Linked DNA regions of Homo sapiens: all the other regions are linked to region 1. Evidence: chromatin loops called from intact Hi-C (ENCODE). Cell type or tissue: B cell. All regions are shown on one strand.

Region 1 (8,000 bases):
CAAGCTCAAGCAATCCCCTGGCCTCAGCCTCCCGAGTAGCTGGGACTACAGGAACGCAACACGACGCTCAGCTGAAAATTAAATGAGAAGATATATGTAAAGAGCTTAGAGCAATGCTTGTCACATAGTGACATGTTCTCAATCCGTGTTATTATTATCATTTCAGTGCCTTGAAAGCCATTTTTATCAAGACTGTGGCCTCTGACAATTTGGCGCCATACAATGGAGATGGCGGGTGGCAGGTGGCAGGTGGCACTCTGGTGACCCCATGTCATCACCACGTGGCTGCCTCTTGACCCTGGCAGAGTCTAAGTTCCCTTTCTTCTCTCAGCACCGCAGGGCAAGGCCCGAGGAACTGCTCTTGCCTGAGCTCCTGTCGTGTACTTCGGAGGGCCGGGCCTGGCGCTTAGAAGGAGGGGTGCTGTTGAGGTCAGGACACAGGAGCAGGCCTCTGACAGCTTACAATGCTGTGTGGCAAAGTGTAAAGGGGGTGATTCTCCCGGTTACTATCCTGAGGCCCTCTCGCAGGGGCAGTTCTCTAAGAGTTGGCGGAAACTCCAAGAACCAGGGCAGCAGGCTCGTGACAGCCCGTGTTCCCAGGGATCACAGGAGTTCCAGGAAGAGGCAAGACAGTTCTTACAATGTGACCCAGTAGGAGAGCCATTGGTGAGGTCTTGCACAGTGAGGTTAGTGTGTGCAGTCTCCAGGCTGATAGAAGTTCTTGATGAAGAAGTCTCTGCCTGCACCATATGAACAAGGGCGTGGCCGGACAGTCGTGTGGCTGCCAGATCCCAGCTCAGCCACAGGCCCCTACCACTCCACAACACAGAGCCTGGGCTCTGGGTTCTGTGGTAGATATGAGGTCCTGGGTAGTGGGGAATGGAGTGGAAGTCCTGGGAAAAGGGATAACAGGACAAACTGAATCTCATGTGCACAGAAAGGAAGGACAGCATTGCAAAACAAGGAAGGGGAACAGAAATATCTCATTGCATCGTAGGGTAGCGGGGGCAAAGAGGAGGCCACTGCGCTGCATCCAAGACTGTGCAGTGGCGATGGTGCCTTCAGCCACCAGGAAGGGCGACTTTGCCACGCTCCCCTGCATGTGGCGTGGCACAGCCGACACGCGCATTTCTACAAAGCCTCCCTCCCGTGTGACTTGTGGCACGTGCGAAGAAGAAAAGCGGCCCCTAGGGGCAGGGGTCCAGGAACTCTGCTGCTGCCCGTGCACCTCATTCCTTGAAACCTACTCTGCTTAGAACAACACAAACTAAACGCCGCCCTGTGGGCCGCGTCCCTGCACCACCAACCAGGCGCCTCCAGAACGCGCTCCCAGGAACCCAGAAGTTTGCTGGTGTGTGTTTGCGGCGCCCGCGCACCTCGAAACTGAAAGCGCAACTGGAGGGCCTGGAGTCTCGCCCCAGCCAAAGGCCCGCGAGCGCCGCTGCCGCGGCCTCCACCCCAACCGAGAGCGCGCCGCTCCGCTGCAGTTGTCTTCACTGCCGCAGCGGGCCGGGGGCAACAGTGAGCCGCGGCGGCGAGAAACCGAGGTACCGGCGTGGCGGCCGCCCCAGCCCGGGCTGAGAGAGCCGAGACAGTGGCGGCGAAAACTCTCTGCGTTCTGGAGGGAGGGTGCGGGCAGGAGGAGGTAGAGGATGCCTTGTAAGCGGAGCAAAAACAAGGTTCAACGTCTGCACCAGGATGGCCGAGTGGTTAAGGCGTTGGACTTAAGATCCAATGGACATATGTCCGCGTGGGTTCGAACCCCACTCCTGGTAGCTTTAGGTTTTTCTCTTAAATCATTTTATTTTTTAAAAATACGAATCTCACTGAACACACCACGCCTTGGACATTAGAATTCCGACTTCTGGCTGGGAGAAGCGCAACGCTCACACGCAAAGTCCTGCTTCCCACCAAGAGACCGCGCAGGCGGCGGCCCTCAGAGCTCTGCTCACTTCCCCAGCTGCGGGGCGGGAGGCGGCCGGGAGGGGGAGGGCTGTGACCTGGAGGGTATTTTTAAAACTGCCTCTGCAAAAAAGTGAAAAATGCATCTCTCTTTTTTTTCCCTTTCTCTCTCTCTCCCTTTTTTTTCCCCCGCCAATGTTAATTTTGTGCACACAACTCTTCTATTAACTCCTAGAAGGCGGAGACTGTATCATCCTAGATGTAAAATGCACTCCAACTTGGGTTCGGCTTAGAATTTTTAAATACAGCGTGGTCAAGTTTTTTTTTTCTTCTTCTCCCTTTAAAATTGTTTGTTTAATGAGAGCCATCTAAGAATTTTTAAAAGTTGCAAGTACACTGCAAATAACTTTTTTTCCTCTCTTGAATCATTTAAAAGTAAAATACCTAGTGGATGCCCAAGTACTACTATTAAAATCAGGAAATTAACATTGATGATTTAATACCATCTAATCCTCGGTGCGCAATCGGTCACCAGTTGTCGCAAGAATGTTCTTTATAGCAAAAGGCTCCTCTTCAGAATGATGCGTTGCATTTACTTGTCCTGTCTCCTTCGGCTTCTTCCGTGTGGATCAGCTCCTCAGCCTCTGCTGACTTTCATGATCTTGACACTTCTGCTGACAAGCCAGCCGGTTTGTAGAATGTCCCTTTGTCAGTCTAGGTTTTCTGGTGTTTCCTCCTGATGAGATCCAGGCTCTGTTTATTTAGCAGGACTTCCACAGAAGCCATGCAGTGTTCTCACGGCAGCCTCTCAGGTCGCATGATTTCCGTGTGGCCTGCTTCTCTGCCAGGCTTCTCCTCTGTAAAGTTACTGTTTTCCCTTTGTGATTAGTACCTGTTTTAGAGGGAAGTGCTTTGAAGCTGTGTAATATCCGGTGCCTTATCAAATTTTCATTTTATTCAATTATTTATGGAATTATAAGTTATGTACGTATGTATCCATGGTGCCCTATTTTAATTAATGGTTACAATCCATTCATTCATTTTGATGCTCAGAGTGTCTCAGATTGGGCCAGTGACAGCCCATTCAAGCTGACTTTTGACCTGTCTGCATTATTCTTTAGCACTTCCTTACTTCCTACTCCAAGATGGTCCAGATTTACCTTGTGCTTTCCTGACCCAGTACTAGAATCAGCCATTTTCTAAAGATCCTTGGTTCCTTTTAGTGGAGAATGGTATCTAGAAACCAAGGTCTCAGTGCTAGGTGTGCTCATTGCTTTTGAGGTGTTGCTACTTCCAGGCCCTCTGGGTAGACAGAATTAAGGAGTGTGTGTGTGTGCATATTTATCTATTTGTATATCTATATAAATATATATCTATATTTATTCATATATCTTTATGTATATCAAGGAGTTTATATATACCTCCAATTCTGATCCAACACTATAGACTTTGTTCTATTTTGTCTCCCTGTCCATGTTTGTAACTCCCTGAATTCCTGCCTCCCCAGTGCAGATCTATACATTGCTTAAGCTCATGTAATGGCTTTAGAATTGAATTGTTCAAAAAGGAAAGAGAAAAAGAGTGTCTACATATTTTGGAAATAAACATCCTGCCAGCAACTGAGAACAGGCTCTGAGCCACTCACTATTAGATACTTGGGATGTGCAGATAAATAACCCGGCCTCTGTCTCAGTGAGCTCAGATAGCAAGAGACAGAGATTTTAATAAGCCACATTTGTAATGAAAAAATATGAATTATGCCCAAGGTGCTAAAGGAGTGGTTTGGGAAGGCCTGACTCTTCCTCAGAGAGCCAGCTTTAGTTGAGAGGTGAAAGAAGAGAAGCAGGGATGAGGGAGGGGCAAGAGGGAGAGGGAGACAGATACAGGTGGGGTAAGCCACGTGGGAGCCATCTGGGGGCCCTGTGAAGTATGATGCCCAGGATGCCCTGAAGGATTTGCAACAGAAGGAACCTGACAAGTGTTACATTTGGAAGTATCTGTGTCTACCGATGTAGAGAATCTTGGTCTGTCTTTATAGGCTTGGGATGGGGGGCATGTTGAATTGGTAGAAAATATTTTGGGGGAAAAATTGTTTAATTCTGTTAATAGCCAGTTAGACTGAGCTCAGTCTTTCTCTTCCTCCTTAAAAGCCCAGGATTTTTTCCTTGAAAAGCAGATTTGTTATATTAGATTCTTTATATATTTTCAAAAGTTCTTAAAACATAGCGAATATATTGAAGTTAAATTTGAATCGTTAACTTAGTTTGAATTAAATTTACATTAGTTTAAATTAAATTTGAATCATTAAATTTGTATACTGCCACTAAACTTATAATGATTTTCTAATAATTATTTTAACAAAAAGAACTTAAGTCAATCCTTTGAATTAAAAATTAACAGTGTGGCTTTATAAACATTCTCTGTGGGTTTGAACTAGTTGTAAGTTATTCAAAATTGTTTATTTTCTATTGGGCTTTTACATAGATCTCTGTAGGAAAAGCTGCTACCAATGTATTTACGCAGTGACACCTACTGGTTAAGTTGAGGCAAATTTTTTGTTAAATTCTGTCTGCCTTGTTCTGACTATAGAATTCTGATAATTTGCTCCACAGTTACTGTGTTTGGAAGCAGATTCAGGCTATATCTATGTCAGCCAGTAAATTGACTTTCTTTTTTCTCTTGTAATCATTAATGATAAACCTGCCATTGAAAATAATCCTGAATCACTGATACAACTTGCACGAGACATTATTTTCATTGTATCAATAGAAGCTTTATTGCACTGCATCTTCTTTGTTTGTTTCAGTTCATTTTCCAATTCCAAATCTGGCTATGAAGTTGAAGGATAATAGATATCTGGATTAGCCATCAGCTTTAAAACACAGAAGTCATGTCCAATTTGAGAGATCCTGAACAAGTAGCGTTCTTGGTCCTCAGTAGGAAGTTGGAATTTGGAAGCCTTAATTATTTTGCTTGTTTTTCATTTTACTTTCAAATACAATTGCAGCTAGCTAAAGAACAAATTCAATATATGCTATGAATCTCACCCATATGTTAATTGTTCAAGTGGGATAAATGGTAATGCTCCATGTTTTAATAAGTCTGTTTAGTTCAAAGATATTGTGTAAGAGGCAGAGAACATAATCCCAGGTGCCTTGCATCGCCTCATTACTCTGCTACTGGATAAAGGGTGATTGCGAACCAGCCCAGCCTATGTTTCATTTTCATCAAAATAGATTTTGATGCCTCTGAACCATTTATCAGACTGCCTGGCAGAGAAGAATGATTCTTTTGTTGTTTATTATATCATTTGAGAAGAAAATAACATTGAGGCAGAATCCCAGGTTGTAGATTAGTATGTGGCAAAGGCCAAACTCAATATTAAGGGCTCTGAAGCAAAAAGTGGATGTCCCAGTGTGAACAGGCTGCATTGGGCAGTGACAACCTCTGACTGTGGAATGTAAGCCAGCCAGGGCCAGAACTGTCTCATTAGCCACACCAGTCAAGGGTCGGCAGTGGGTCCTTACAGAACTGAAATGAAAACTTCGTCCAGCAGAGTGTCTCCAGTACATTACATGCACTCAACAAATACCTGCTGAATAAGTGAACTACCCTGAAATCCATTGAGTATTCATAATTCATTTTGTGTGTTGTACACATATTAATCCTTATTCAGGGTATGTGTTTTAAAATGTACTGTGGATTTATTTTAATCAGGAACAGTAGGACAGGACACAAAAATGACTGTCATGAAGGAAGCAATTCTTATGTTGCAGATTCCTAGACACAGGAGTCACACCACACCATGCAGGGCCAAATGGGGAAGGAGTGGGATCAGTCAGTGGCAGAAAGATTGAAGGGAAAGCATGAGTGACAACCTTTATTGTGGGTACCAAAAAAAAAAAATAGAATGAATAAGACATACTATTCGATCACACCACAGAGTGACTATTTTCAATAACAACTTCATTAAACATTTTAAAATAAACAGTGTGGCTGGGCGCAGCTGGTCATGCGTGTAATTCCAGCACTTTGGGAGGCCGAAGTAGTTGGATCACTTGAGGCCAGGGATTCGAGACCAGCCTGTGCAACATGGTAAAATCCTATCTCTATGAAAAATACAAAAATTAGCCAGGTATGGTGGTGTGCGCCTGTAGTCCCAGCTACTCGGGAGGCCGAGGTGGGAGGATAACTTGAGCCCAGGAGGCCAAGGCTGCAGTAAGCCGTGATCACACCACTGCATTACAGCCTGGGTGACAGAGCAACACCCTTTCTCAAAAATAAAGTAAAATAAAAAATAAAATATAATAAAACTAAGAGTGTAATTGGATTGTTTGTAACACAAAGGACAAATGCTTGAGGGCATGGATACCCTCTTCTCCATGATGTGATTATTTCACATTGTATGCCTGTATCGAAACATCTCATGTACCCACAGACATATACAGCTTCTATGCACCCATAAAATTTTTTTAAAATAAGAATGAAAAAACAGTAAGATTTTTACAAACAGCCTTTATTGTGGCTTTTGCAGGAAAAAAGGGGGCAAGAAAGGGTAAGCATGCTTAAGATTGGCTGGTTTGAGTAATTTCAGCAGGCTCTGAGGTGTAAGGGCTATTCTGAGTTGTCTCCTGTCTCTAGGAATTAGCTGACCTTGGGAGGGACAATCTCTGCCCAATCAGTAAGACCCCAGATGCCAGAGCATTAAAAATACAGAACATTTAAAAATGTAGTTAATACACTGTGGGTTCAGGCATTCTCATACTTCTTTTACTTCTTTTCCCTCTCTTCTTCTTTGTTCAGCTAGGGTGGACCTTACTAATCAAGATTCAGAAGTCAGCCGGGAGCAGTGGCTCACACCTGACATACTAGCACTTTGGGAGGCCGAGGCAGGCGGATAGCTTGCACCCAGGAGTTGAGACCAGCCTAGGCAATATGGCAAAACCCCATCCCTACGAAAAATACAAAAATTAGCTGGGTGTGGTGGCGCATGCCTGTAGTCCTAGCTACTCAGGAGGCTGCGTGAGAGGATTGCAGCGAGAGGATTGCCTGAGCCCAGGAGGTCGAGGCTCGCAGTGAGGCGAGATGGCGCCACTGCACTCCAGCCTGATGAAAGAGTGAGGCTCTGTTTAAAAAAAAAAAAAAAAAAAAGCATTCAGAAGCCCAAAGAGGCAACACTTAAGTAGTTTTTGAGTCATTGAGTCATTTCTATCTGGGTAGGCTAGACAATACACTTGTGCAATTCAAGTTCTAAGTTTATCTTTGGGTTTAGGTTGTATTTTCAGCCATTTTGTTCACTGCCATAGCATGGTAAGGTTGGCAGTTACTGAATAAGGTAACTTTTTTAAGTTGCATGGATAAGATGGATTATTTAAAAGAGTGTTGAATATTTGCCTCAATTCCACAATTTAATGTATATATAAACACAGAATTGTGTGTGTTTGTGAAATACACAGCATAGGTCCTATGAGGCAACACAAGAACTGTGATTAGGAGTCTGCCAGTTCAATTTTTAATCCTAGCTGCAACCCTTGGTAGCTATGTGACTTTAGACTGGCTATTCAGTTTCTCCAAGTCCCTGTTTTCTCGCCTATGAGATGGAGTTGACAATAATAGTACCCACCAAACAATTCATTGTAAGAGATAAACGTAAAGTTGAAAAAATGCTTAGAAAGTGCCTGGCATATAAAATGATCAATAGATGAACCTATTGTTATACTTTAGTGATTCTCATAAAGTGTATATATGGATTGACTGTGAGATCAGTTTTGCTATAAAGGCAAAAGTTGCTCATGGAATTGATTCTGTTGGATGTACATTGTGTGTGTAAACTAAAAATAAAATTCTAAGTCCCCACTGACTAAACAGACCTCCTCTTAACCAAGGGGGACCCCAGAGTAACCTTGAAAACTAAGTTGTCACTCATGGTGAGGTGAGAGGTCAGACATGCCTCCTTATATCCTCTCCCTCACTAACCAGGATCAGGCTTTCTTCCCTAAGGCCTAAACAGAAACCAGCCCTTTCAAAAGACTCCACCACTGACATCAACCAACTGCCTGACACTGCCCCTCCTTTTTTGCCTAATAAGAGACTACCAA
Region 2 (8,000 bases), 1.6 Mb after region 1:
ATGGTATTAGATAAAATATACTTAAAACAGTAATATACTGTTCCAATGTAAGGCTGATATAAAACTATAGACAGATTTGTTCAATTAATTAACCATTTCTACAAGTTAAGTCCACAAATGAAATTTCAAATTTGGCAATCAGTTATAAGCTCTTCCAGTGCAAATCTCATCCCTTGTAAAGTCCAGAGGTATTAGTGCATAGTACCTCTGGTGACTGATCTGTTTATCAGGTGCACTCAGCTTTAAAAATCATAATAAATCTATACCCTAGTTAGGCATCTTATCTTACTGTTTAAAAAGAGGTGGGGTTGGGGGGCGGTGGTTAGACAAAATCAAAAAGGCATTATCCTTAAATTCCCAACTCAAAGCACTAGCTTCCAGTCCCAAATGGCTAAATGGATTACAATGTGTACATTCTTTTATTAAACTTTCGTTCTTTTTATTTATAAAATGGATGACCTAATTATATGGACTTTTTTCATGTTTTATTGTTCCAGATAAAATATATCAAAACATATATCTTTCATTTCTAAATAGAGTCATGGTCATGAGTAGCTTATTCCAAAGCGAAATCTAACTACTTGCAACGTTCTCCACTAAATAAGTAAATGAAATCACAGACTTACATGGGAAATTGAAATAGTATTAATAAATATTTAATACTCGGACTAGAACCTATTTGAGTTGATACTCAGATAAAAATAATCCACCCAAACGGTAGAACTCAGTTTATTAAAACAGGTAACATGACATGAGGGAATGGGCTTCCAAAGAGTCTCAGCTTAGTGACCTTGAGGCAATTACTTTACTCTGGAAACAATCTAGAACTTTACAAAGATTGTTTACAATTATGTGTGTGTCCAATAGGATATAAACATGTAGTTCTCAGAAACCAGATGTACTTCGATTTGCACAACAGCCACACTTATATACACAAAAATTTTACGTGTAATTATTTTTATGAGATCATTAATTAAATGCAATCATATGAAGAACTACCTAGTAATAACATTACTCATTCTTTAAAAAAAAGATTTTCACAGACTGGGTTTTAACTGATCCGCTTGTCTGTATCTAACATCTAGCTACCTAAAATATAGAAGCAACTTGTCTAAGGCCAATCTCCTCTATTTCATCACACTGAATTTGAATTTATATTTTATACAGCCTTTGACTCAATTGTTTTATGTCAAAAAATTCTACAAATACAATGACATTCCATAATATGTACTAACTCCTTCTATCAAATAAGCAGTCTTAGGAACTGAATTAAAATATTTATCCAAAATCATACAGAATAGCATAGCGCTTATCCATTAAAATATTCACATCTTAGAAACATGTTATATCAAACAGTAAGCATTAACCAATGCCTATTTTGGTGACCTTAAAGTACCTCTCTATACACGTTAGCATTACTTATATAATATTGCTTTTTAATGATATATTAGGACACTTTTTAGAAGAAGTCTCCCAATGCTAGACCGGGAGAAATACTGGATTGAAATTAAATACCTAGTACACTTGGTATACATTAAAGTTTGCCTATATTCGAAACTTCAGTTCTCTTACAGCATTCACGAAACTCCACCATTTCCAGAATTAAAAAAAAAAAAAAAAGTTACGTCACGGCATTAAAGTGCTAGGTAAAAACAAATTGGCAATTTAAAAAGTCAGCAAAACACCATGTTATCCCCAATTAAACTTTTGTGATGAGAAACAGTGACTAAGCATGAAGAAGAGTGATTCAGCGGAAACCGCATATTGAAATCTAACCCTCTGAAAAATCCTAAAGGTTTATTTTATGCTACTCTTTTCCTTTTGCCATGTCAACAATTGGACTGCTTTGGAAAACCTTAGTATGAGCAAATGCAAAACCTGTTAATATAATTTCCATAGGTCTCTAAAGAACAAACAGTATTGAAATTTAGCAAATGGAAATTAAAATTTAAAAAGTTTGGGATTTTGTATTAAAAGATTTTAAATTAATCTACACCGATATCAGAATGCCCATAAATAACTTCATCTTGGATCAGAGTCAACGAAGTAATCATGGAATAAAAGGTCAATTCGTTCCCAAGCATCTTTTATCTGGGACTTACAACAGGGCTCAATAAGAAAAACAAGAGAAAGGGAGAGGGAAATGGAGTACTAGGACATTGGTAAACACATACTGTTTTGCCTCTTTGCCTCTATACTCCCAAATATACCCGTTAAAAACATACTGGCAGATTACTTTGAATTCAGCACGCGCTCTATAAACCCCTTCCAAGCAAAGGAGTTCCAAGGCGCAGGTCTTGGAACAACACAAATAACCTCAGGTCTGCAAAATAAGGAAGTTCCCCTTTAATAAGGACCGAGGCTAAGGCTAAGATCCTCTCACTTCCATGAATGGCAAAGTTACCAACTTTGCTCATCCCGTGCAGACAGTGGATGATGCCTCCCCAGTCTTACTTTAAGCCATTTGTCCCCAAATAACCCAAGTTTCTAAAAACCAGACGGAACGAGAAGCTTAGGGTTCCCTAAGTTTAACTCCTCCTTCGTCCCTTCCCAATACAAAGACACACAAACTGGGGGGGACACGGAGGTCGGTGCCCTCGAGGCTTAAGTCGCCATTTGCTGACCTCAACGGCTGGCCCGGCATGCGGCCCGGCGAGGACACGAGCGCGGCGGACGCCCTCTCAGGGCGCCCGGACGGCCGACCCGGGACGCGCATGGACCGGGGTCAGCCGCCTTTCCTCTGCTCCAGGCCGGGCCCGTCAACCCCACGGCCGCCAGCGCCAGCGCCTCGGTCCCGGCCGCGGCCTCAAACTGCCCGGCCGCTGCCTTCGTCCCCGCCGCAGCGCGGACGGCGCCGGCCTCCCCTGCGGGCCTCCCGTCACTCACCGGCCGGCGCGGCCGAACCGCGGCCCAGGCCCTAGCTGCCCTGGACGCCGTGCCCAGCTGCTCCGCTCTGTCCCGGCGACGCTCCGTACCCCACACAGCCGTCCGAACCGCCTCCTCCGCCCCTCTTCCCCAGCCGGGCCGCCGCCTTTTCTCTTCTCCCGGCCTGCTCCAGAGGCAGCCACCCTCCTCGCGCGCCCCGCCCCGCTGCGCCCCGCCCACCCGGCCCGGCTTCTGCCGACAGCTGGGCGGGGACGCGCACGCAGTCCCGGCGGGGACGCGCACGCCGCCCTCTGACCCCGCAGCGTCGTGGCTAGAGTAGGGTCTGGAGAGAGCTCCCACTGTGGCGAGTCCTGTCGTTGGATTCCCGCGGCGCCCCGTAAGGCTCCGCCCCGGCGGTGCTACCAAACCCTGTTCGATTTTAGAATCGTACATTCCCAGAGGGAATCCTAGACCCCTCATTTTACAGTTGAGGAAACAGGCCCAAGTAGCATGACTTGTTCGCGCCGCTAGTCGAAGGAGCAGCAGCCCCGATCCCTTGACTCTGGGGCACTGCTTTCCCTTTAGCTCATTTTTGGAGGAAATGGGTGCGCCCTTGCTCGACCTTTGGTGATTGCCGCCACAGGCCTTCCCGCCGGCTAACTCAGCGTGCCCAAGTCCCGTGACTTAGTGCCAGGACGGTGCTGTGACCCGTTATCCCCTGTCGGGTTTTACCTCCCCCCGGGAGAGCTCAGCCCTGGATCCCGGCGGGCGGCGGAGCCTCTCTGGAGCCCGGACGGGACAGCCCACCAGGGTCTGCTTCTGTGAGGGGCCGAGGCGTCATTCCGCGAAGGTAATTAGCTGGGGAGGGGACTTGAAGCCGCTTTTGCAGTGTACCTTACATATGACTGGGGAGTAAAGAAATCCCACAGGGCTGTATCAAAGAATGGATGGATGTCCACGCCCCCGCTACCACCACCAAGCCTTGGTCTACGGCCGAGGGACAGTGATTCCGAGCTCTGGGTGTTGGGAGCCGCTCACCCGCCCCCACCCCTCTGTCGGGGACTCCTGCCCACCCCGTCGCAAGAGAATTACAACAAAGGAAAGATGGTTGTAATCCTGGCAGTGGGGATGGGGGCAGAGCCAGGAAAACACTGTTGTCATCCTTTTTGTGGCTGCATCTTTACCCCTTGCTGTTGTGCTTTGGGAAAGAGAGCTCACACATAATTTGCTATCCTACAGAGAAAGCCTGTGGGTTTTTCAGATCCGTAAATTAAACAAAACAAAACAAAAACTGAGTTAGGAACTTAGATTACAGAGTAAAGGTTGATTCCTTAAATGATTAACTTTTTGAAAAATTATCTGTTCCCCTTATTTTGCCTGATTTGGCTGTAGACAGGCTCTGGTCCTCGGTTCAGACCTTGAGAGCCACTGTCCAGAGAGCTACATGGTCAGGATGGGGAAACAGGCAGGATGGCCCAGTGGGAGAGGATGTAGGTGCTGCTACACTATAGCCCCGCTCAATGCTCACTGTCCTGGATTGAGTCACAGACCTTTGTTTTGCTTTAGCTGTCCTCTTATAAAGGATCTAAAATAGATTATCTCTAGAGCCCTTTCCAGCTTTAAAATTCTGTGAATCTCTAATTATACTTATTGAGATCTGGGGCTTTACCTTTTACTAAGTCACCTAGCTGACACTAGGTCACCCTCACTCGCCTGAAGTTGAGTCATTCAGGTTGGAAACCTCATTGTCTTCTTTGTCCCTTCATCTCAATAATTTTCCATGTCCAGACAATTATTTAAAATCCTTTTTTTCTTTCACCTTCATCCCTAGTTACTGTTAAATCAAGTTTAGCCTAAAGCAGCCTCCTTACATATTTTACGTTCAGCCTAAAGGTTTCTGTGTACACCGTGAACTATAATAAGTGGAGGAGTAAACAGACCATAGCCCACACTTCTGTCAATCATTGAGTTTGGCCAATCAAATGTAGCCAGTTGTTCGAACCTTGTTCAAATAAGGCAAACCCCAACCTGTAACCAATCCAGCTGTTTCTGTACCTCAGTTCCGTTTTCTGTATGTCGCTTTCCTTCTTCTGTCCTAAATCATCTTCCACCATGTGGCTGCGCTGGAGTCTCAAAGCCTACTCTGGCTCAGGAGGCTGCCTGATGCGTGAATTGTTCGTTGCTCAAACTCCTTTAAATTTAATTTGGCTGAAGTTTTTTTTTTTTTTTTTAACATTACTGTCTTAAACAAATTTGGATGTCTGCTGTTGCCTAACCAGTCCTTTCTCCTGCAGTATCTCCTATCTCAAATCCCCTATCAACACAATTCTTCCTAAGACACCCATTTTATCTTGTTATTTTTATATTCACCTGGCTGGGATGATGTTTTAGTATGTGTATTAGGGTTCTCTAGAGGGACAGAACTAATAGGATAGATACACATAAAAGGGAGTTTATTAAGTATTAACTCACACGATCACAAGGTCCCACAATAGGCCATCTGCAAGCTGAGGAACAAGGAGAGCCAGTTTGAGTTCCAAAACTGAAGAACTTGGAGTCTGATGTTCAAGGGCAGAAAGCATCCAGCATAGGAGAAAGATGTAGGCTGGGAGGCTAGGCCAGTCTAGCCTTTTCATGTTTTTCTGCCTGCTTTATATCCTAACTGTACTGGCAGCTGATTAGATGGTGCCCACCTAGATTAAGGGTGGGTCTGCCTTTCCCAGCCCACTGACTCAAATGTTAATCTCCTTTGGCAGCACCCTCACAGACACACCTATGATCAATACTTTACATCCTTCAAGCCAATCAAGTTGACACTCAGTATTAACTGTCACAGTCTGTTTATGCTGCTATAACAAAATATTACAGACTGGGTAATTATAAATTACAAGAAACTATAATTATAAAGAAGAAAAATTTATTTTCTCACAATTCTGGAGGCTGGGAAGTTCAAGATCAAGGCATGGGCAGATTTGGTTGTCTGGTAAACATCCCATCTGTGCTTCTAAGATAGCACCTTGAACACCTCTTCCTCTGGAGAGGAGGAAAGCTCTGTCCTTATAGCAGAAGTTGAAGGGACAAAAGTCAAATTCCCTTTGCCCAGCCCTCTTATAAGGGCATCTAATCCCATTCATTAGGGCAGAGCTCTTAAAACTCAGTCACCTCCCAAAGGCCATACTTTCCAACACTGTTGCATTGGGGTTAAGTTTCAACATGAATTTTTGAGAAGGGGACAAAACCATTCAGACCATAGCAGATGGCTATCTAGAGCCCATGAGATACAGTCTCAACTCCTGTCTGCAGTTGCTCAAAGTAAATCTTTCATTGTAGCCTGATTTGTTTCCTTCTTTTCTCTACCAAACACTATGCACAGTCCAATTCCAAGCCACCTGTGATTATACAGTATAATAATAAATCTGAGATTCCTCCTTCTTAACTATACAGCTCTAATACCATGTCCTCTCTGAGAGGACTCTGTAGCAAATACTATCTGTTTTGAGCACTTTTACATGTACCAAATGGCACTGTTACCTTTTTCACAAATCTATATGTGAAACATATAGATTCACATGTAGATATTGGCTCACAGATTATCTCCCAAATTCATGGGAGCAGATTTTGCATCACTTTAATATGTTCCCCAACTATCTAGTATACTACCATGTACATTGTAGATGCTTAATGAATATTTGTCATTTGAAAAATAAAATGTTTACTTTTCCTGTCATTTCACCCCATCCTCATTTTCTGTGTATCTTCTATTTACCTTCTATTGGTGCCTTTCCAAGAGAATGTATCAAAGTGTAAGGTGAGCAGAAAGAATGCCAGAAATCACAAGTTTCTTTAAATATGCCCTCCTCTCTAATATACATGTATTTTGACATAGACTTTTAGAGGAAAGCTCTCATCTGTGTGACTTAGCCACTCAAGAGAAGTGACGGGGACCCTGGAAATTTAAGGTTTTTTAAAAAAAGGAGGAAAGGGCAATATTAGGTTTGACCTACCTGCTACCTTAGAGGAAAGCCTTGCTTGTTCCTCACATCACACCCCACATGCTGTCACATACAGGCTTGGACAAGACCTAGTGGCTTTTTCTAGAGGCTATACCCAAGTTGAGGAAGGAATAAGAACTACAAAAATGACACCACAAATACAAAGCCTAGACACAAGACTAGACTGTAAGAGAGAGAAGTTGTCAAAGAAAATAAATTCAGTTGCTAAATAAAGTAAATTCAGCCAGACAAATGGCTCTTCCCTTTGTTCAATGTTAGGTCAAACAGACCTATGTTCAAGTAGGTTTTCTTTTCCAACTAAACCAGCCTGTACTCAGGTAGCCCAGGGCCAAGGCAACAGATAAGTTAGGACTAAAGTCTAAGTCATGTTCTAATTAAGGAAAGGATCATTGCCAGAGACAAGTGTGATTGGGTGGGGGCTGATTTGCAGCTGTGAAATCATGGGACAATCAGAATTACCAGCTGGGACTGTGGTGGGAAATACCATTCCTCTTTTATGATATGCTCCTACGGGATTGCAAGAGAGAAAGAGCCGGTTTGAATCACCTAATTCCCAGAGTCTAGAATCTAGTAGCTATAATTATATTTCCTATATAAATTCATTTGAAGTATGAGGAATATGATAATTAACATACAATTATATGATAATTTGGAAGCAGCCTGCCAAGGCTAATATTCATAACCCAAAGTCAACCTTGCAATTTTATATAAATTATCAAGAGAATTTGAACCAAGGCAGCCTGGAATATTAGAAAAGCAGAAGACCAAGGTTTTGTTCCTGTACACCACAGACTTGCTATAAGACATTGTTGAAATTATCATGTGCATTTCAGTGTTTCACAGTTTGAGTTATTACAATTAGATTTCTTAATATAGTGTCTAGCATACAGAATATATGCTCATTAAACAAATAAAGAAACAAATGAAAAATCCCATTCCCTGAAAGGTTGTACCTCAAAGGTGTGGTATTTGCATTTCGGGAAGCTAGCACTTATGGGTACTAGTCTGTGCTTAAGCAGATGTTTAGGTAGCCTTCTCTCATCTCTTAGATGAGAGGACATCTAAGAGAGGACATCTCTTAGATGTCCTTTCAGATCAGTTGTCTACAAATACATATGTGAC
Region 3 (8,000 bases), 47 kb after region 1:
AGGCTATGAGCCATGATCACACCACTGCACTCCAGGCTAAGTGACAGAGGGAGACCCTGTCTCCAAAAAAAAAAGAAAAAAAAAGAAAAAAAAAGCACTGAACCCTGGGAAATGGGAAAATCTCTTAATTTCTCTGTCTCTTCTTGTTTTGTTTGTTTGTTTGTTTGTTTGTTTTTTTAATGGACTGAATTAGAAGGCATGTTCGTTCATACCTGTAATCTCAGCACTTTGGGAGGCTGAGGCTAGGAGTTTGAGACCAACCTGGGCAACATAGCAAGACCCTGTCTCTACAAAAAAATTTAAAAATTCGCCAGGCATTGGCCAACATGGTGAAACACCATCTCTACTAAAAATACAAAAATTAGGCAAGCATGGTGGCATGCACCTGTAGTCCCAGCTACTTGGGAGGCTGAGGCAGGAGAATTGCTTGAACCTAGGAGGCAGAGGTTTCAGTGAGCCGAGATTACACCACTGCACTCCAGGCTGGGCAACAGAGCAAGACTGTCTCAAAAAAAAAAAAAAAAAAAATTAGCCAAGCATGGTGACTTGTGCCTGTAGTCCCAGCAACTTGGGAGGCTGAGGGGGGAGGATCAATTGAGCCAGACAGGTTGAAGCTGCGGTGACCCATGATTGTGCCACTGCACTTTAGCCTGGGTGACAGAGCATGACCCTCTCTCAAAAAAAGAAAAAAAGAAAAAAAAGGTTTAACATCTGACATCTTAATAATTTGAGATACTTTTAAAATTCAGATTCTGATTAGTGGTCTGGGATGGGAATGGGGTGGAGGTAGGTGGGACTGGGGTTAGGGATAGGAGTGTGGATTGAGATGTGTTTTCTAAAAGCTCCAATCATGATTCTGCTGGGGGACCAGTCATGTTCTACTCTAAAATGCTCAGGGATGATTTCAGGAAACATAGGTAATAGCCACAAGTAATACACTTGTACTACCTGTACAAGTATTGCACTACATGAAGTTTTACAACCTGTGCTGAAAATATAATATTTGTTGTTCTTTCCTCCTATCTCCCAAAAGCTAATCTGGTTTGACCCCAGGATTATAAATAGTAATCACAATGATAAAGTTAATAATACTATAATTTACCATACGTCAAACACTGATTTCAAAATTTCATATCTTCATATAAGACTCTTTACAGTGCTGTGGGATACAGTATGACTATTAGCCCCATTTTACAGATGAAGAAACCAAGGCAAAGAGAAGCGAAGTAACTTACATATGACAACAGTATCACGCATAGCAAAGTATACCAGCTAGATTCAGGCTGGCTTAGGGAAACTTTCTGTCTGGAGAAACCCAAGTTGCTTCCCTCTAACATTGGGTGGCAGCGCGGTTTTATGCAAAAAGGCTAAGGCATTGGCATGAGACACTTATTCAAGGTCTGGCACAACCACTCACTAGCTATGTCAACTCAGGTGACCTTCCTTCACCTTGCTAGGTGTCTTCATCAGCTCAAGCTGCCATAGCAAAATACCATAGGTTGGGTGGCTTAAACATCAGAAATTTATTTCTCACAGATCTGGAGGTTAGGAAGTCCAAGACCAAAGTGCTGGCCAATTTGGTACCTGGTGAAGGGCTTCTTTCTAGTTTGAAGACAGACACCTTCTTGCTATATCCTCACATATCGGGGAAAGAAAGGGCTCTGGTCTCTGGTCTCTCCCTCTTTTATAAGGGCACTAATTCCATCATGAGGGCCCCACCCATATTGAGGCAGGAAATTAGGGTCTGGAGGCACGGAACATAAGGCCGATTCACACTTCAGCTGTGACAGGAAATATCCTCTCCACAGGGCATTCGCTGAGCAAACGACTTTGTAACTTTATTTCATCCTGTCCATTTACATGAGGTGTACACCAAGTAAACAATGGAATCCTCTGGAGGGTATTTAAACCCCTACAAATTCTGTAATGGTGCCCTAGAGCCCCTATGCTTGGGCCCGCTCCCACACTGTGGAGTGCACTTTCATTTTCAATAAATTTCTTCATTCTTTCCCTGCTTTGTTGGTGCGTTTTGTCCAATTCTTTGTGCAAGGTGCCAAGAACCTGGGCACCCTCCTCTAGTAACATTATGACTTCATTTAAACCTAACACTTCCCAAAGGGTCCCACCTCCAAATACCATCCCATTGGGGATTAAGGCCTCAACATTGAATTTGGAGAGACACAAACATTCAGTGCATTGCACTAAGATTCAGTTTCTTTATCTGCAAAATACGTATCACACCTATTTATAAGGTTTGAGAATGAAATAAGATGTTTATAGGCATTAGCCCAGGCTCATAATAAAACCAAAGGAAAACATTCAAAATAGGTATTGACTATGTATCAGGTACTTTTGAATAAAATGTTAAGAATGAAAATCACTTATTGAATACTATGTCTTCAGAGTTATGCTAAATGGGTTTATGTATTATATTCGTTTAATCCTCCATCACTCTTATGAAGTAGGTATGATGAAAACTGAGAGGTTGAATATTTTCCTGATGTCACAACTGGCAAATGGGAGCGGAACCTAGAGCCAGGGCATGCGCTCTGAGGTGGTCTGTGGTCTCTTCTGTTTAGACAGAAATATGCAAACAATTACTTAAATGTTCACAAAATAAATTTAAATGGATTTCTACTTAAAATAGTAGGAGAGAAATCCTCCTACTTAGGAGAGATTCCTCTAGTAGGAGAGGAATCCTTAGGAGAGATTCCTCTAATAGGAGAGAAATGCTCTACTTAAAATAGAAGGAGAGAAATCTGTTTTTCACCTTTATGGTCACCTTCTCTGCTGAGTAAAAATTGGAATACATGCTCTTACAATGGGACAAGGTGGCCAAAAAAGAACCCCGGAGTCGAATTCTCTTTCTTGCCTCTCTCTTCCTTCTTTGATGTCAGCCTTCCACTCTTGATGCCTATTCCTCCATGTTTACCCAAGGCCAACTTTGAGGGAGGAAACGTAGCTGTGAAAGCACTGGCCGGAGGGCAGCATTCTTTTCCAGTGCTAGAATTCTTTAGTGTATGAGCTGTCACCCAGCCCCTGGTTTTCTATCTCTGATTAGTCAAAGGGCTGTAGAAACATTTATACTCTCTCCTCTGGAAGAATTCTTCGGCACACTTTCCCACCTACATCCCAGCTTGAACACTGAAGGAACATCATGCTTAAACAGAGAAAAGCTTAGTTTTAGGGGAAACTGATAGACAAGCTGGGATTGAGTTTCCTTTTTAGGAACATTTTCTAGATTAAAGAAAATCAGTTCTACTCTTAATATGTTAAAAATGTGTCATGTGTTGGTTATGGAATTTGTGGGAAAAACTCAAGATGGTATTGAAGTGTTCTAAAGAAACTGCAGCGTCATCACAAAACTATACAAGTGATATTAGAAACAAAAGCTCTGACAGAAAAACCTCCTTTCAACAGAACCAGAAAAATGAATGCAACCACTGGATCACTGGCAGGATCCAAACACTTGGCTTCTCAAGGTAACCACTGAGAGGCTGGAGGTCAAGTTCAGGAAGGTACCATGTAGAAACCATACTATTCACCCAGCCAACTGGAGACAGTTAACCGATCACAAAGAAAAATGAAAATTGCAACTTCTAGAATTTAAAGGGGTTTGTCCCTGGAATCTTGGCTCTGTTAATGGCATCGACCCCTCAGGTTAATATTAAACAAACTACACTCTGGTATTCATTACCTTATCGTGAGCCAAAGGAAGATAAGCAAAATATGCAGGGCTCTGACACAGCTGGAGTGGGCCACGTAACAGAATAGCTCTTGAAGAGCCTTTTACTAGTACCGTCCTGGTAACAAATAACATTTAGTGATGATTAAATGAGTATTTATTCTCACCAAAGAAATATGCAAAAATTTCCTCATATATTTTTGTGTCTTAATCTCTTTTCTTTCCAATCTATAATTTTTCTTTAGCACAGGTTTTCTCATTCACTTAGTTTCAATGTTATTTAATCTTTATATAAATAGCCTTAAATCCCATAGAGAAATCAGCAGGTCACTAAACACTTAAATACTTATTAAGAAAATGACAGAAGAAATTTTTTCTATCTTCCTCTTTCGCTTCTCTTTTTAAACGAAGGTTGGTTGACAGTCGGGTGATCTCAGGCCTAAAGTATTTGGCTTTCCCCATTGTTCAGGACTCCGGGTAAGCCTTGGTAGGCGAGTGATCTACAATTAAGATGACAATCCCCACCCCCCTCCTTTGCATTTAGAAGTTGGGCCTTTGGGATTTTACAGTGTGCTAGCACTCTTAAAGACTATTCATATTAACTGCCTTTTTGGTTGATAAATTTGTATATCAGGGTAGTTATTATAACTACCCTGAGCTAAAAAATGAACTAGAGATTTTTGCAAATATGCAAAAACTGCTCTTACTTTGGAAAAAAGCAAAAAAACAAAAAACAAACAAACAAAAACCCCCAACAATCTCAGCTTTCATAATTAATTTCAAAGAACAACCATCAGAACAGTATTTTTTCCCCAAAGTGGGAAAATTGAAAAATATATATATTTTAAAAGATTTTGGAACTGCAGAACAGACAAATGTCCCAACTCTTAAAATCTGAAGTTAATAAACGGCTCAAAAATCTTGCTGAGCTAATTAATTAGACCTGTTCCCCAAACACTCCCTGTTGTCTTGAAGTTGAAGGAAGAAAAGGCTCTTTTTCCCACCCCTCCCCCATCCAGCAGGAGGAGCTGGAAATAGAGACTTGGTAAGTGGACTCCCGAAAGGGTTATCCCTTTCCAGTAAGCCTAGGTACAGTTAGTGCTACTAGGACAGGATGCTGGCTGAGTACAAGCTCAGCCGGAATTCCCAAAACAGAGGCACAGCTGGGGTGGGGCAGAAGCAGAGTCCTCCAAATTCACAGCTGCTACCAGTTTCAAAACTGTTTTTAGAAGCCGCAGGGCTGGGAGTGGAACAGGTTCTGTTCACTTAGTGTGGCTCAGTTTGCAATTCTGGGACAGGAGCCAGGTAGAGGATTTTCTCCCATAATTCTTAAAGATGACGTGTGCTCTCCGGAGAGATGTAACATTACAGACTATTAGAACTCGGTGGGCCTTGGGAGGTCTTCTAGTGGATCCATCCACTCATCCTACAGGCCAGGCAGTGGAGGCTCAAAAAGTTAAGCAACTTGCCTAAGGTCACATAAATGGCCTCTGACAGAGCTAGGACTCTGTTAGCTCAGAAAACCCAGTATTTTCTTCCAACTCATTTATAGTTGGTTATCCAAATCAAAATTACATTAAAATTTTCAGATATAAAACATAAACTTTGGCACATATATTTAAATTTTAACTGTAGTAAAATACACATGACATAAAATTTATCATCTTACCCATTTTTAAATGTACGATACAGCAGCATTAAGTAAATTCACATTATTATATATATATTTAATTTGGATTCCATTTCTACCATTTTATTTTATGCATTCTATTGTTCCGCCTTTTCTACATTCTTTTATATTCCTTCTTTACTTTTTTGGATTACATTTCATGTTTTATTTTTTCTTATTCTATTTTTTTCTTTTACTAGTTTAGAACTTATATCTTTGTTTTTTATATTTTATGGGATGTCCTAGAATTTATAGCATATATATAAAAATGTATATACACACACATACATATATATACGCATGTATATATGTGTGTACTTTAATGAAGTGTGTAATTTAATAAAGTCTTAAGTTAATCAATGTTTTACCCTCCTGAACAAAACACATACCTTTGGTTTTTTGTTTTTTATTTCCTTTAAAATTTTTTATTTCTATAGGTTTTTGAGGAACAGGTGGTATTTGGTTACGTGAGTAAGTTCTTTAGTGGTGATTTGTGGGACTTTGGTGCACCCATCTCCCGAGCAGTATACACTGAATCCAATTTGAGTCTTTTATTGTTCACCCCCCACCCCCATGTACATATATTTAAATGCTGAGTATCTACATGGCAATTGAAAGGGTCAGTGAAAAATGTCTTCCCCTGGGCCTGGCGCGGTGGCTCACGCCTGTAATCCCAGCACTTTGGAAGGCCGAGACAGGCAGATCACAAGGTCAGGAGTTCAAGACCAGCCTGGCCAACATCGTGAAAACCCATTTCTACTAAAAATGCAAAAATTATCTGGTTGTGGTGGCAGGCACCTGTAATCCCAGCTAATTGGGAGGCTGAGGCAGGAGAATCATTTGAACCTGGGAGGCACAGGTTGCAGCAAGCTGAGATTGTGCCACTGCAATCCAGCCTGGGTGACATGAGCAAAACTCCGTCTCAAAAAAAAAAAAAGTCTTTCCCATTATCAGTCAGTTATTTAATGGACACATACCACGTGACTCTACATGGTGGGATCAGACAGCCTCTGGGCCCTCAAGGAGCTTATCATTTGTTTAGGAGACTCAATATATAAACAGAAGACAACTATAAAAGGCAGTATCTGATATGTTTTAAATGATGGTACTCACAGTAAGTGTGAAGAATCCAAAGGACACAATCATTATGAGATGAGTACTCAGGAAAAGCTTCAACGAGAAGGTAGACTTGCGCTACATTAATATGAGCAGGCACTCCAGATGAAAGAACAGAGTGACATGGGGGTGAGCTGTAAAAGATGTTCAACAAAAAGTGACTAGAAAAGTCTCAGAGTATCCAGCATGGGTTGGTATTAGACTATAGATAAATGGCCATTACACACTGATATTATTAGATATTAGATAAATGGCCAGTTTTATCTTGTAAGCAATTGGGAGCCATTGAAGATTTTTGAATAACATGATTACCATGTTTACAAGTTGATTTGATGGCAAAGTGTAGGATGGATTGAAGGAGGAAGAGTTGTTTGAGTGAGGCTAGTTAAGACGCCAATACAACAGTTCAAGTACAAAGGCAAGTTCAAGTACAGTGGTAGGATTGGACATTGATAATGTAGATATGTAAAAAATATATAATGAACAATCAATAGAACTTTTTAATTGCCGGGTGCGGTGGCTCGCGCCTGTAATCCCAGCACTTTGGGAGGCGGAGGCAGGCAGATCACGAGGTCAGAGATTGAGACCATCCTGGCTAACATGGTGAAACCTCGTCTCTACTAAAAATACGTAAAATTAGCCGGGCGTGGTGGCACGCACCTGTAGTCCCAGCTACTCAGGAGGCTGAGGCAGGAGAATTGCTTGGACCCGGGAGGCGGAGCTTGCAGTGAGCCAAGACCGTGCCACTGCACTCCAGCCTGGGCAACAAAGCAAGACTCCGTATCAAAAAAAAAAAGAACTTTTTAATCAATTAGATTTTGAGTGTGAGGAGGAGAGGCAGGAATACTAGGTTCAAGCTGGAGTGATGAGAAATGTGGTTCCAGTTGAATGGATTGGGTAAGTGAAGCGAGGGAAATAATATGGAAGGGAAGTTCAGTTTTAGATATGCCAATACGGAAAAAATAGACATCCAAGCAGAAAAGAGAAAGTCCTTTAAAAAATGTATAGAGCTGTACAACTGCAAGGCATGACTATTCAAAACATTTTTCAACAAATGCTTTTGGTTTTTATCTGCATCTTTGGGCACAGTTTCAACAGTATTGGTCTCACCAGCTTAACCAGCTGAGATGGGAAGGATTAAGTTGATCACAATGTATGACATACTCTTCATACAGAAGTTTAAGGCTTGTAACTCAAAGCTTACAAAATGTCACTTTTACTTTATAATAATGGAGAAATAATTGGAGACATAAAAGCTTTGAGTACTCTATTCAATTGAGAATATTCCTATGGGAAATGAAAAATGCAGTCAACAAACTTATGATTGTTTTATGTTAAGCTGCTGGGTTTAAACATTTCAACCTGATGTTTTTCGTATGAAATAAATTTAGAAAATATTGTGTAAGATGGTTGCGTACTAACAGTGTTGGGATCAGATCAAATGAAGCTTCATTGTTTATAAAGTCACTTAATTTTCCACTATTGTGACCTAGAAATGTTGAGCCACAAAGCAAAGGGAGCTTTGTTAAC

The links. A loop is a pair of places that touch in the nucleus more often than their neighbours do. Peaks named below come from ENCODE experiments on the same cell type or tissue, not always from the same donor. Only the 100,000 strongest peaks of a DNase experiment are listed, where the experiment ranks them.
Region 2: it touches region 1 in a loop (12-fold over the local background); 3 of 110 quality-filtered maps call a loop at or near these places.
Region 3: a loop joins it to region 1, with 2.7 times the contacts of the local background. A loop is called at or near these places in 26 of 110 quality-filtered maps.

The regions. Positions count from the first base shown.
Region 1 is chr6:144,214,855-144,222,854 of GRCh38, forward strand. It overlaps TRL-TAA1-1 (tRNA-Leu (anticodon TAA) 1-1), which reads left to right and starts at 1,693; the gene lies at 1,693-1,775. RefSeq lists enhancers at 1,160-1,449, 1,780-1,909 and silencers at 1,324-1,788, 2,000-2,049. In B cell, CTCF peaks have their summits at 1,522, 4,434 (motif pointing left) and 4,634; DNase peaks (open chromatin) are centred at 1,427, 1,557 and 4,437; H3K4me3 peaks cover 1,802 bases; H3K27ac peaks cover 3,368 bases.
Region 2 is chr6:145,811,717-145,819,716 of GRCh38, forward strand. It overlaps FBXO30 (F-box protein 30), which reads right to left and starts at 3,079. Exons shown (of 3, transcript NM_032145.5): 1 at 2,887-3,079. All of the region lies in intron 1 of EPM2A-DT (EPM2A divergent transcript), which reads left to right. RefSeq lists enhancers at 2,488-3,042, 4,100-4,169 and a silencer at 2,720-3,259. In B cell, a CTCF peak has its summit at 3,447; DNase peaks (open chromatin) are centred at 2,505 and 3,165; H3K4me3 peaks cover 2,650 bases; H3K27ac peaks cover 1,793 bases.
Region 3 is chr6:144,261,451-144,269,450 of GRCh38, forward strand. No RefSeq gene overlaps it. Among named protein-coding and RNA genes, the nearest start is that of UTRN, 20 kb to the right of the region's middle. RefSeq lists a silencer at 2,229-2,429 and enhancers at 3,989-4,722, 4,723-5,456. In B cell, no CTCF peak of the experiment used is centred here; a DNase peak (open chromatin) is centred at 4,141.